Regions from separate parts of the Homo sapiens genome. Here regions 1 and 2 are each linked to region 3. The links are chromatin contacts, found by Hi-C or POLR2A ChIA-PET in ENCODE. All regions are on one chromosome and are shown on one strand. The core of a region is the stretch at or near the end of the contact, and the rest is flanking DNA. Distances in the headings are between cores, read along the strand shown.

Region 1 (3,235 bases), core at 653-3,152, 150 kb before region 3:
AGTTCAAGACCAGCCTGGCCAACATAGCAAAACCCCATCTCTACTAAACATACAAAAATTAGCCAGGCATAGTGGTGGGCGGCCTGTAATACCAGCTACTAGGGAGGCTGAGGTAGGAAAATTGCTTGAACCCGGGAGGTGGAGGTTGTGGTGAGCCAGGGTCGTGCCACTGCACTCCAGCCTGGGTGACAAAGCAAGACTCCGTTTCAATAAATAAATAAATAAATAAATAAACAAATAAATAAATAAAGCTCTTAACCCCATGGGGAACAATGTGCTGAGTCCCCAATAATTCAGTATAAATTGCTTTAAGGGGCGATAAGACAGGTGAAACTGGGCTGCCGTCCTGGCATGGCCAAGAGCTGATGCTGGTGGCAGAGCCTGGGGGTTTCAGCACACAGGAGTGAGCCGCACCAAGACTGTCCTCTTCTCTCTAGTGGCCGGTTTGGGCTGTGGTTGGATGGAGACTTGTTCCGCGGGGGAAGCTCCCCTTGCCCGACCTTCAACAACGAGGTGCTGGCCCGGCAGGAGCAGTTCTGCATCCAGGAGCTGGAGGCTTGGCTTCTCAGCTGACAGCCCTGCGGCAACAGGTACTCAGCCCTGCTCATGATGCCACCCAGGCCTTCCTGACACACAGCAGCCTGTGCTGTTTGAAACACAGATGGTGAAGGGCCCTAGAGTTGGCCGAGGCTGCTGGCCAGCCTCCTTGTGGCCTGGGGACCCAAGATACAGGTGGGGGCAGGCACTGCTCTTTTGCAGAGGTGACTTTGAAGGATTAAAAGACGCTTACACCTTACTCAAGCAGCACAGAGACCCTAAGCTAACAGGGTCTTAGAAAACTCAGAAAAATCCACATCTCTTCCCCGCTAGTGCCTGCCTCCTGGCAAAGGGAAGATTTTTCACTATGCTGTTCCTCGCCAGCTACTGAACGAGGAAAACCAACCTCATGAACATTATCATTTTAGAGGTTCTACAACTGATTCATGTTTATTGTAGAAAAACCAGAAGACGTTAAAAAAATTAAAATTGCCTAAAATTCAACCCCCCCCAACTCTTAACATTTTCATGTATATCCTTCCAGACAATGTTCCATGAATGTGTGTGTGTGTGTGTGTGTATACTTACAAAAACAGGATTCTACTCTGTATGTGTGGAAATGATTTTAACTTACAGAATATTGTCAAACCTTAGAAACCTGGGCTTGAGCACTGGAACTAATAAATACTGTAGCAGCGTCGTTCCTCCTCTGGCCTGCTGCAGAATGTTGAGGCCTTTTTGTCTGCCACCAGTGCCAGGTGCTTGTGAGTCTGTTATTTAATTTCACAATGAAGGTATGAAAGGAGTAAATGAGTAATATGCATTTTTGGACAAAGAGGTCGAAACCTTTGTGGAACACAACTTTCAAGATGGAGATATATATTCACGAAGCTTTATTGCAGCTGTTTCCCTTACCCAGTTGAAGTGGCCAGTCATTTTAATTTGCAGTTCTATTTACATTCCCAAGGTAACCACGTTCAGTAACTCTCTAGAGGCTAAGCTGTTAAAATTTCCATTTTTATACAAATAGCAAAGATATTTCTTTCTCTTTCTTTCTTTCTTTCTTTCTTTTCTTTCTCTCTTTCCTTCCTTCCTTCCCTCCTTCCTTCCTTCCTTTCTTTCTTTTTGTTTGAGACAGAGTTTCGCTCTTGACCCCGAGGCTGGAGTGCAGTGGCCTGATCTTGGCTCACTGCAACCTCTGCCTCCCGGATTCAAGCGATTCTCCTGCCTCAGCCTCCCGAGTAGCTGGGATTACAAGCACACACCACCACGCCCGGCTAATTTCACCCGGCTAATTTTTGTATTTTTAGTAGAGACTGGGTTTCGCCATGCTAGCCAGGCTGGTCTCAACTCTTTACCTCAAGTGATCCGCCCACCTTGGCCTCCCAAAGTGCTGGGATTACAGGCATGACCACCTCGCCTGGCCAAGAAAAATGTAACCTTGTAAATAGCACAGCGTTCTCATAATGGAAACAGTTGCAAAGAACATAAAGTACAGCTGCGTTACATGTAACAAAAGATGCAAACAAAATAGATTCAAGTTGTTTTGCAGACAGCACAATGATACAATATTAGGACTACAGAATCTCAGAGTAAACCACAATGATTTAAAGGTAAGATACACAGAAATAAAATGATTTTAACAGAAAAATATGACATTCCTGACCTTAGGTCTGGGCACATGATGTCTGACCCCTATAGAGGCACCTTGGCTAAAATGGGAATGACCTAGTGCCATGGCTGACCTCACTTGTGCGTTGCTGAGCCCATATGTGAACAAATCCCCTTGATACAGCACCATGGTAGGCATGAGAGGAGAAGTGTTTTAACTATTCTCTTATGAATTGTAACCAACCCTTATTATCTACTGATGGATGGACAGGGGGTGGGGTGATCATACAGGATGGCAGACATTCCAAGTACTCTTCACCCCAGTGTGGACGGAACAGAATCTGGCTACACGGTGGCCAGTGATGGACTGCTGGGAAATCTGCTGGCCTGTGGTCTGAGTTCCCCTACTTGCTCAGGCTGCCCCTCACTCCCAGTGTGCCAGGGAGGCTTAGTCCGGGGAGCATCAGAGCAGAAGACATTCGGGGCTCATGGCTCCCATCCCCACTGGCCTGTATCTTCAGCACCCTCTGGCCACCACCAGCTTTGGCTCTAACTGCAGACTTTGTTCTTGGTGAATTGCTATAGAACTGGGAATGAGGTGTGCCCTGGGCACAGGGGCACTGCCCCACCAAGGTGGTGCCCACTCCACTGCTGGGAAAACGAAGTTACCTAGCGGAGCCTGGAGCCCACTGGGTGGTCACTAATTTCAGCACAGGCAGTGCAGTGTTTGTGCTTTTTTTTTTGGAGATGGAGTCTCACTCTGTCACCCAGGCTGGAGTGCAATGGCGTGATCTAGGCTCACTGCAACCTCCGCCTCCCAGGTTCGAGCAATCCTCCTGCCTCAGCCTCCCAAGTAGCTGGGACTACAGGCACACGCCGCCACGCCTGGCTAGTGTTTGCTCTTAAATACACAAAATGCACTGAACCAGCAAAAACAAAGTCCCAGGTCTGAGGAGCTCTGAGGATGATGCCTGTGATGGCCTCTGGCCAGCTCTCCAGGATACTGAGAGAGCAGGTCAGGGGAGGCCTTCTCCAGGCTGGGCAGTGGGAAGGCCCTCTGGACCGGGGGAGTGAGTATTCAGGGGAC
Region 2 (3,033 bases), core at 474-2,973, 200 kb before region 3:
TAGCCCCTGCTGGCACGGCCCCACGTGAGAGGGTGAGCTGACAAAGGCAGGCTTGTGGCCCCAGGCTGGGTCTGCAGGGACGTGGGCGGGAGAGGCTGGCGAATGCAGGACTTAGGCAGGGGCGCTGGGCTTTCCGGGCCCGAGGTGGGGCTAGGAGAGGTGCTGCTGGGGCTTGGGGAGGGGACCCAGAGGGCAGGCCTTTGTTCTGTTCCAGAGGTTCACAGTCCTCAGGGAGCCTAAGAATGTTCTGGGGCTCTGTGGTCATGCAGTCTGGGCCTCCATCCCAGGAGAGCTCTCCAGTGACAGATCCAACTGAAGGAGCTGGGGGTGGGGGGCCCTGGGAGGTGGGGGTGAGGAGCACAGGCTTCCCAGCTCCTTCACAGACAGCTCAGTGGTTCTGAAGAGCCTCTCCCAGCTCCCAGACCCCCTAACTGTGTGGAAGTGGGGAGGGAGAGGCCCAGCTCCACTGGACTCAGTAGGCCTCGTGGCTATGGAACAAAGTTGTAGACATGGTGAAACCTTGTCTCTACTAAAAATATAAAAATTAGCCAGCTGTGGTGGCTCACGACTGTAATCCCAGCTGTTTGGGAGGCTGAGGCAAGAGAATTGCTTGAATTTGGGAGGCAGAGGTTGTAGTGAGCCAAGATCGCACCACTGCACTCCGGCCTGGGCAACAGAGCGAGACTGTGTCTCAAAAAAAAAAAAAAAATCCCCTCAACACCACTGGGGAAACCCCAAGCCTCATCCTCTGCCAGACAACAAAAGGGCACAGTGCCTGGTAGTGCCCACCTCAGAGCCTTGGGGCCCCTGACCCTCAGCCCCACCACGGCCTGGCCACCTCCTTCAAGTTGACCTCTTCACCTTAAAGGCTACTCTTGAAGCTAACCCAGATTTTTTAGCTGGACTAGAAACGGGGAATAGGAGCATGGGGGAGGATGGGGGACCAGGGCACCCACACTGCTGCCAGGATAGGCAGTGCTTCCCTTTCTAGAGAATGCTTTTTTGCTCTGATTACAGTTAATAGCTGTTTTTGGAGAAAATCTGAAGAAGGTAGACGGCTTTCTATCTCTTCCACCGGTTCTCACCAGCTTCTGCAGTAGGTCCAAGTCCCCTTACCGGGTCCTGAGCCAGCCCCTGGTCTCCTCCCTACTCCCGCCTTACCCCAGCCCTCCAGCGTCCAAATAGGCTGTGACTTTAGAAATGGCTACCATTGGCCAGGCACGGCGGCTCACGCCTGTAATCCCAGCACTTTGGGAGGCCGAGGCGGATGGATTACCTGAGGTCAGGAGTTTGAGACTTGCCTGACCAACATGGTGAAACCCCATCTCTACAAAAAAATACAAAAAAATTAGCCAGGCTTGGTGGCGTGTGCCTGTAATCCCAGCTACTCGGGAGGCTGAGGCAGGAGAATCGCTTGAAACCCAGAGGCAGAGGTTGCAGTGAGCTGAGATTGCAACAATGCACTCCAGCCTGGGCGACAGAGACAGACTGTTTCAACAAACAAAACACGGCTACCACCTATTAGGAGGCTCACTAATTACCAGGCCCCCGCACAGGCAGTACGTGCATTATCAGTTGACAGTTTAATCCTCTTACCGACCCTGTGAGGTAGGTGCTGAAAACGTTCCTGTTTTGCAGATGAGGAGACGAGGCTCAGAAGCTTCGCAGAGCTGCTTGAGCAAGGGACCTGCGGGGCTGGATTCCAAACAAGCCACGTGGCCCTGGGTCAGTGCGTCATAACTGTGCTCTTCCAATTTGTTCAGCTATTCCCTCTGCTAGAACGGCCTTTGCCAGGCTGACTCCTGACTATCTCATCCTTCCAGAACATTTCCTTCCCAGACTCTGATTCAAACCCCACACTCTGAAATCTATGGTCCGTTGTGCTGGTAATTTTAGGTTGTATTTGTCTGTTTTCATGTCAATCTTCCCCAAGAGCTAGGGAGAAGGGCAGGGGCTGGTTTGTGTCTAGTCCTCAGCATCACCCAGGGCAGACCGTGGCACAGAGCAGGTACCTGTCACTGTCTATGGGTAGATGTAGGAATTAAAGAATGAGTATGGGGCCAGGCGCGGTGGCTCACGCCTGTAATCGCAACACTTTGCAGAGGCCAAAGAGGGAAGATCCCTTGAGCTCAGGAGTTTGAGACCAGCCTGGACAACATAGCGAGACCCCATCTCTACAAAAAAATTAAAAATTAGCCAGGCATGGTGCTGTACACCTGTAGCCTCAGATACTCAGGAGGCTGCAACAGGAGGATCACTTGAGCTTGGGAGGTTGAGGCTGCAATAAGCAAGGATTGCACCACTACACTCCAGCCTGAGTGACACAGAGACAGTCTGACTCAAAAAAAAAAAAAAAAAAAAGAGTATAGCTTCTGTCCTGCCCAGTCCACAACTCCCAGCCAGCTGCAAAGAGTTAGGAAGACAGGAGTTCAAGACCAGCCTTGGCAACACAGTGAGTCTCCGTCTCTACAAAAAAATAAAAAATTTTAAAAACTTAGCTGGGCATGTGCCTGTAGTCCCCAGCTACTCAGGAGGCTGAGGCAGGAGGTTCACTTGAGCCCAGGAGTTCCAGGCTGCTGTGAGCCATGAGTGCACCACTGCACTCCAGGCTAGGTGACAGAGTGAGACCCCTGTCTCTAAATAAAAATGAGAGAGGGAGAGCCTGGGCAGATCAGAACTGGTCGCAGATCCCTATGCCACCCAAGGAGGGTAGGCAGGGTCTGTCTACGTAGGGAACCTCCTGCTCACCCACCCACTCCCTGCCCACAAGGTGCATCTCTGTCCACCCCCTGCCAAACCATGAGCTCAGCCTGCAGGAAGCAGCCTCTCAAAGGCAAACCTGCTCCCCTCGATGGACTGATTCCCAAGAATCCTGGGAGAATTGTCCAGGAAGAGCCTCTTGGTCCCGGCTGGGCCGGACAGCCAAACATGAGCTCACACTACTGCTAATAATAGCAAGATCTTGCACAGCAGCAGAGGGCTTCACAGTTTACAAAGACATTCCATCTGAATCATCTCACAGATCCTCACTGA
Region 3 (2,909 bases), core at 69-2,568:
CACATAAAAAGATGTTGATCATCATTAGCCACCAGGGAAATGCAAATAAAACCACAATGAGATATTACTTCACTCCTACTAGAATGGCAGGATTAAAAAGGCAGATAATAACAAGCATTAGCAAGGATATGAAGAAACTGGAATCTTTCTACATTGACCGTAGGAACAATAAAATGGTGCAGCCATTTTAGAAAGCAGTCTGACAGTTTCCCAAAAGCTTAAACAGAGTTACCATATGAACCTGCAATTCCACTCCAAGAAAAATGAAAACATATGTACATATGTTCACACAAAAACTTGTGCCTGAATGTTCATAGCAGCATCAATCATAATAGCCAAAAGGGGTTAGTTGTGGTGGCTCATGCCTGTAATCCCAGCACTTTGGGAAACTGAGGTGGGAGGATCGCTTGAGCCCAGGAATTCAAGACTAGCCTGGGCAACATAGGGAGATCCCATCTCTACAAAAACTACAAAAATTAGCCAGGTGTGGTGTGTGTGCCTGTAGTCCCAGCTACTCAGAAGGCTGTGGGGAGATCATTTGTGCCTGGGAGGTTGAGGCTGCAGTGAGCCGTGATGGCGCCACTGCACTCCAGCCTGGGTGACAGAGTGAGATCTTGTCCCCCCCCCTCCAAAAAAAAAAAAAAAAAAGTCAAAAGGTGGAAACAACTCAAATATTTATCAACCGATGAATGGATAAATAAAATGTAGCATCCATACAATGGAATATTACTTAGCAACAAAAGGAAATGAGCCAGATGTGGTGGCTCACACTTGCAATTCTAGCACTTTGGGAGGCTGAGATGGGAGGACTGCTTGAGCTCAGGAGTTTGAGATCAGCCTGTGCAACATGGCAAGATCCTGTCTCTACACACACATGCGCGCGTGCACACACACACACACACACACACAATTAGCCGGGTGTGGCCAGGCGCGGTGGCTCAAGCCTCTAGCCTCTAATCCCAGCACTTTGGGAGGCTGAGGCAGGTGGAGCATGAGGTCAGGAGTTCAAGAACAGCCTGGACAAGATGGTGAAACCCCGTCTCTACTAAAAAAAGTACAAAAAAAATTAGCCGGGTGTGGTGGTGGGTGCCTATAATCCCAGCTACACGGGAGGCTGAGACAGAGAATTGCTTGAACTGGGAGGCAGACGTTGCAGTGAGCCGAGACTGTGCCACTGCTCTCCAGCCTGGGTGACAGAGCAAGACTCCATCTCAAAAAAAGAAAAACAGAAAGAAAAAAAAATTAGCCGGGTGTGGGTGTGGTGGTATGTGCCTGTGGTCTCAGCTACTTGAGAGGCAGAAGGACAGTTTGGGCCGAGGAAGTTGAGGGTGTAGTCAGTGCACCATCTTTGTCCACTGCACACCAGCCCGGGCAAGAGTGAAACCCCGCCTTAAAAAAAGAGAGGAAATGAAATACCGATACATTCTACAACATGGATGAACCTTAAAAACATTATGCTAAGTGACAGATGCCCAGTCAAAAGGGACTACATTTTTATGATTCCATTTATATGAAATGTCTAGAATAGGCAAATTTATGGAGACAGAAAGTAGATTAGTGGTTACTTACAGCTAGGGAGAAGATTCGGGGGTAGGGAAGTGATAGCTAAAGGATGTAGGTTTCTTTTTGAAGTGATGACTATATTCTAAAATTGTGGTTATGGCTGCACATATCTATTTATATACTAAAACCACTGAATTGTACACTTAAAATGGGTGAACTCTATGGTATAGGAATTATCTCTCAATAAAGCTGGTTTTTTTTTTTTTTTTTTTAATGATACGATTATCAGCCTTGCCCAGACTCACTTCTTCACAGGTAGGAACTTTGTTTGCAGAAACCTGGAGAGCCTCCCACAGTGCAGAATCGTGACTCCATGCTAAACTCTCCAAAATCTGTTCTTCAATGCTGTTTAGGTGTTTCACCATGTCCCTTGAGAGCCCCTCTTCTGAGCGGATCACCACCTCAATAACCTGCAGAGGAGAAAGTGAGAAGGCAATGTGGTTTCAAGCAGTTAGTTCTAGTCTGGACTTGCATGTAGGACTAGCTGTGGCTTTCTTCTTCTTCTTCTTTTTTTTGAGACGGAGTTTCCCTCTGTTGCCCAGGCTGGAGTACAGTGGTGTGATCTTGGCTCACTGCAACCTCTGCCTCCCAGGTTCAAGTGATTCTCCTGCCTCAGCCTCCCGAGTAGCTGGGATTACAGGCACCTGCCACCACACCTGGCTAATTTTTGTAGTTTTTAGTAGAGCCGAGGTTTCACCATGTTGGCTAGGCTGGTCTAGAACTCCTGACCTCAGGTGATCTGCCCGCCTAGGCCTCCCAAAGTGCTGGGACTACAGTTGTGAGCCACTGCGCCCGGCCACTGTGGCCTTATTCTGTGGCACAGAACCAAAGTCATCTTTGAACCATAATTCTGTGGCTTACTAACATCTTCTAATTTATAAAGGAGTTTTTAAGTTCTTTAAAATATGTTCACATATATTTCTGTTTTTCACGTTTTATATTATAAATGACAACTTGAGGCAACGATAGGTGAAAACTGGTCAACAGACCAACAGTGGGAGAAGTCAGGTCTTGGGTTCCAAGTCTAGTTCTATTTTGAATGTATTGCTCCTTTCCAGACTATTTTTTCCACTAACTCAAAATAACAGAATGAATGAACTATTTAAAGTGACTTTGCGTATATACACTATAATTCCATTTTATAAGGGAAGTATCTAGAATAAAGTTTATATACACAAAATATTAATAATATGATTGTTAATAGATTATGATGTATGACTTTAATATTCACATTTATTTACTTATTTATTTATTTATTTATTTATTTATTTATTTATTTATTTTGAGACGGAGTCTCACTCTGTCACCCAGGCTGGAGTGCAGCGGCGCCATCTCGGCTCACTGCA

Evidence for each region. A loop is a pair of places that touch in the nucleus more often than their neighbours do. ChIA-PET counts read pairs that join two places held with the same protein, here RNA polymerase II (POLR2A). Pooled maps may share reads with other maps.
Region 1: a loop to region 3 is called in a pooled map, with 4 times the contacts of the local background. The contact joins two enhancer-like sites. A Hi-C loop is called at or near these places in 2 of 50 pooled maps. POLR2A ChIA-PET finds 5 or more read pairs at or near these places in 3 of 52 experiments (CD4-positive, alpha-beta memory T cell, T-cell and activated CD4-positive, alpha-beta memory T cell).
Region 2: a loop to region 3 is called in a pooled map, with 5 times the contacts of the local background. The contact joins two enhancer-like sites. A Hi-C loop is called at or near these places in 4 of 37 single-sample maps with no recorded cell type and 5 of 50 pooled maps. POLR2A ChIA-PET finds 5 or more read pairs at or near these places in 1 of 52 experiments (activated CD4-positive, alpha-beta T cell).

The regions. Positions count from the first base shown.
Region 1 is chr20:36,888,814-36,892,048 of GRCh38, forward strand. It overlaps TLDC2 (TBC/LysM-associated domain containing 2), which reads left to right. Exons shown (of 7, transcript NM_080628.3): 6 at 438-590. The coding sequence ends at 573. SAMHD1 (SAM and HD domain containing deoxynucleoside triphosphate triphosphohydrolase 1) reads right to left here. Exons shown (of 16, transcript NM_015474.4): 16 at 1,416-3,235. Among named protein-coding and RNA genes, the nearest start is that of TLDC2, 14 kb to the left of the region's middle. Within about 2 kb of position 1,903, at least 2 of the 41 ENCODE cell types and tissues checked have a DNase peak (open chromatin) inside an H3K27ac peak, as active enhancers do.
Region 2 is chr20:36,845,513-36,848,545 of GRCh38, forward strand. The region is part of intron 1 of MTCL2 (microtubule crosslinking factor 2); the gene reads right to left. Among named protein-coding and RNA genes, the nearest start is that of MTCL2, 17 kb to the right of the region's middle. RefSeq lists enhancers at 419-568, 739-788. Within about 2 kb of position 1,724, at least 22 of the 41 ENCODE cell types and tissues checked have a DNase peak (open chromatin) inside an H3K27ac peak, as active enhancers do.
Region 3 is chr20:37,042,278-37,045,186 of GRCh38, forward strand. It overlaps RBL1 (RB transcriptional corepressor like 1), which reads right to left. Exons shown (of 22, transcript NM_002895.5): 13 at 1,809-1,973. Among named protein-coding and RNA genes, the nearest start is that of RBL1, 52 kb to the right of the region's middle. RefSeq lists enhancers at 1,147-1,246, 1,987-2,156. Within about 2 kb of position 1,319, at least 6 of the 41 ENCODE cell types and tissues checked have a DNase peak (open chromatin) inside an H3K27ac peak, as active enhancers do.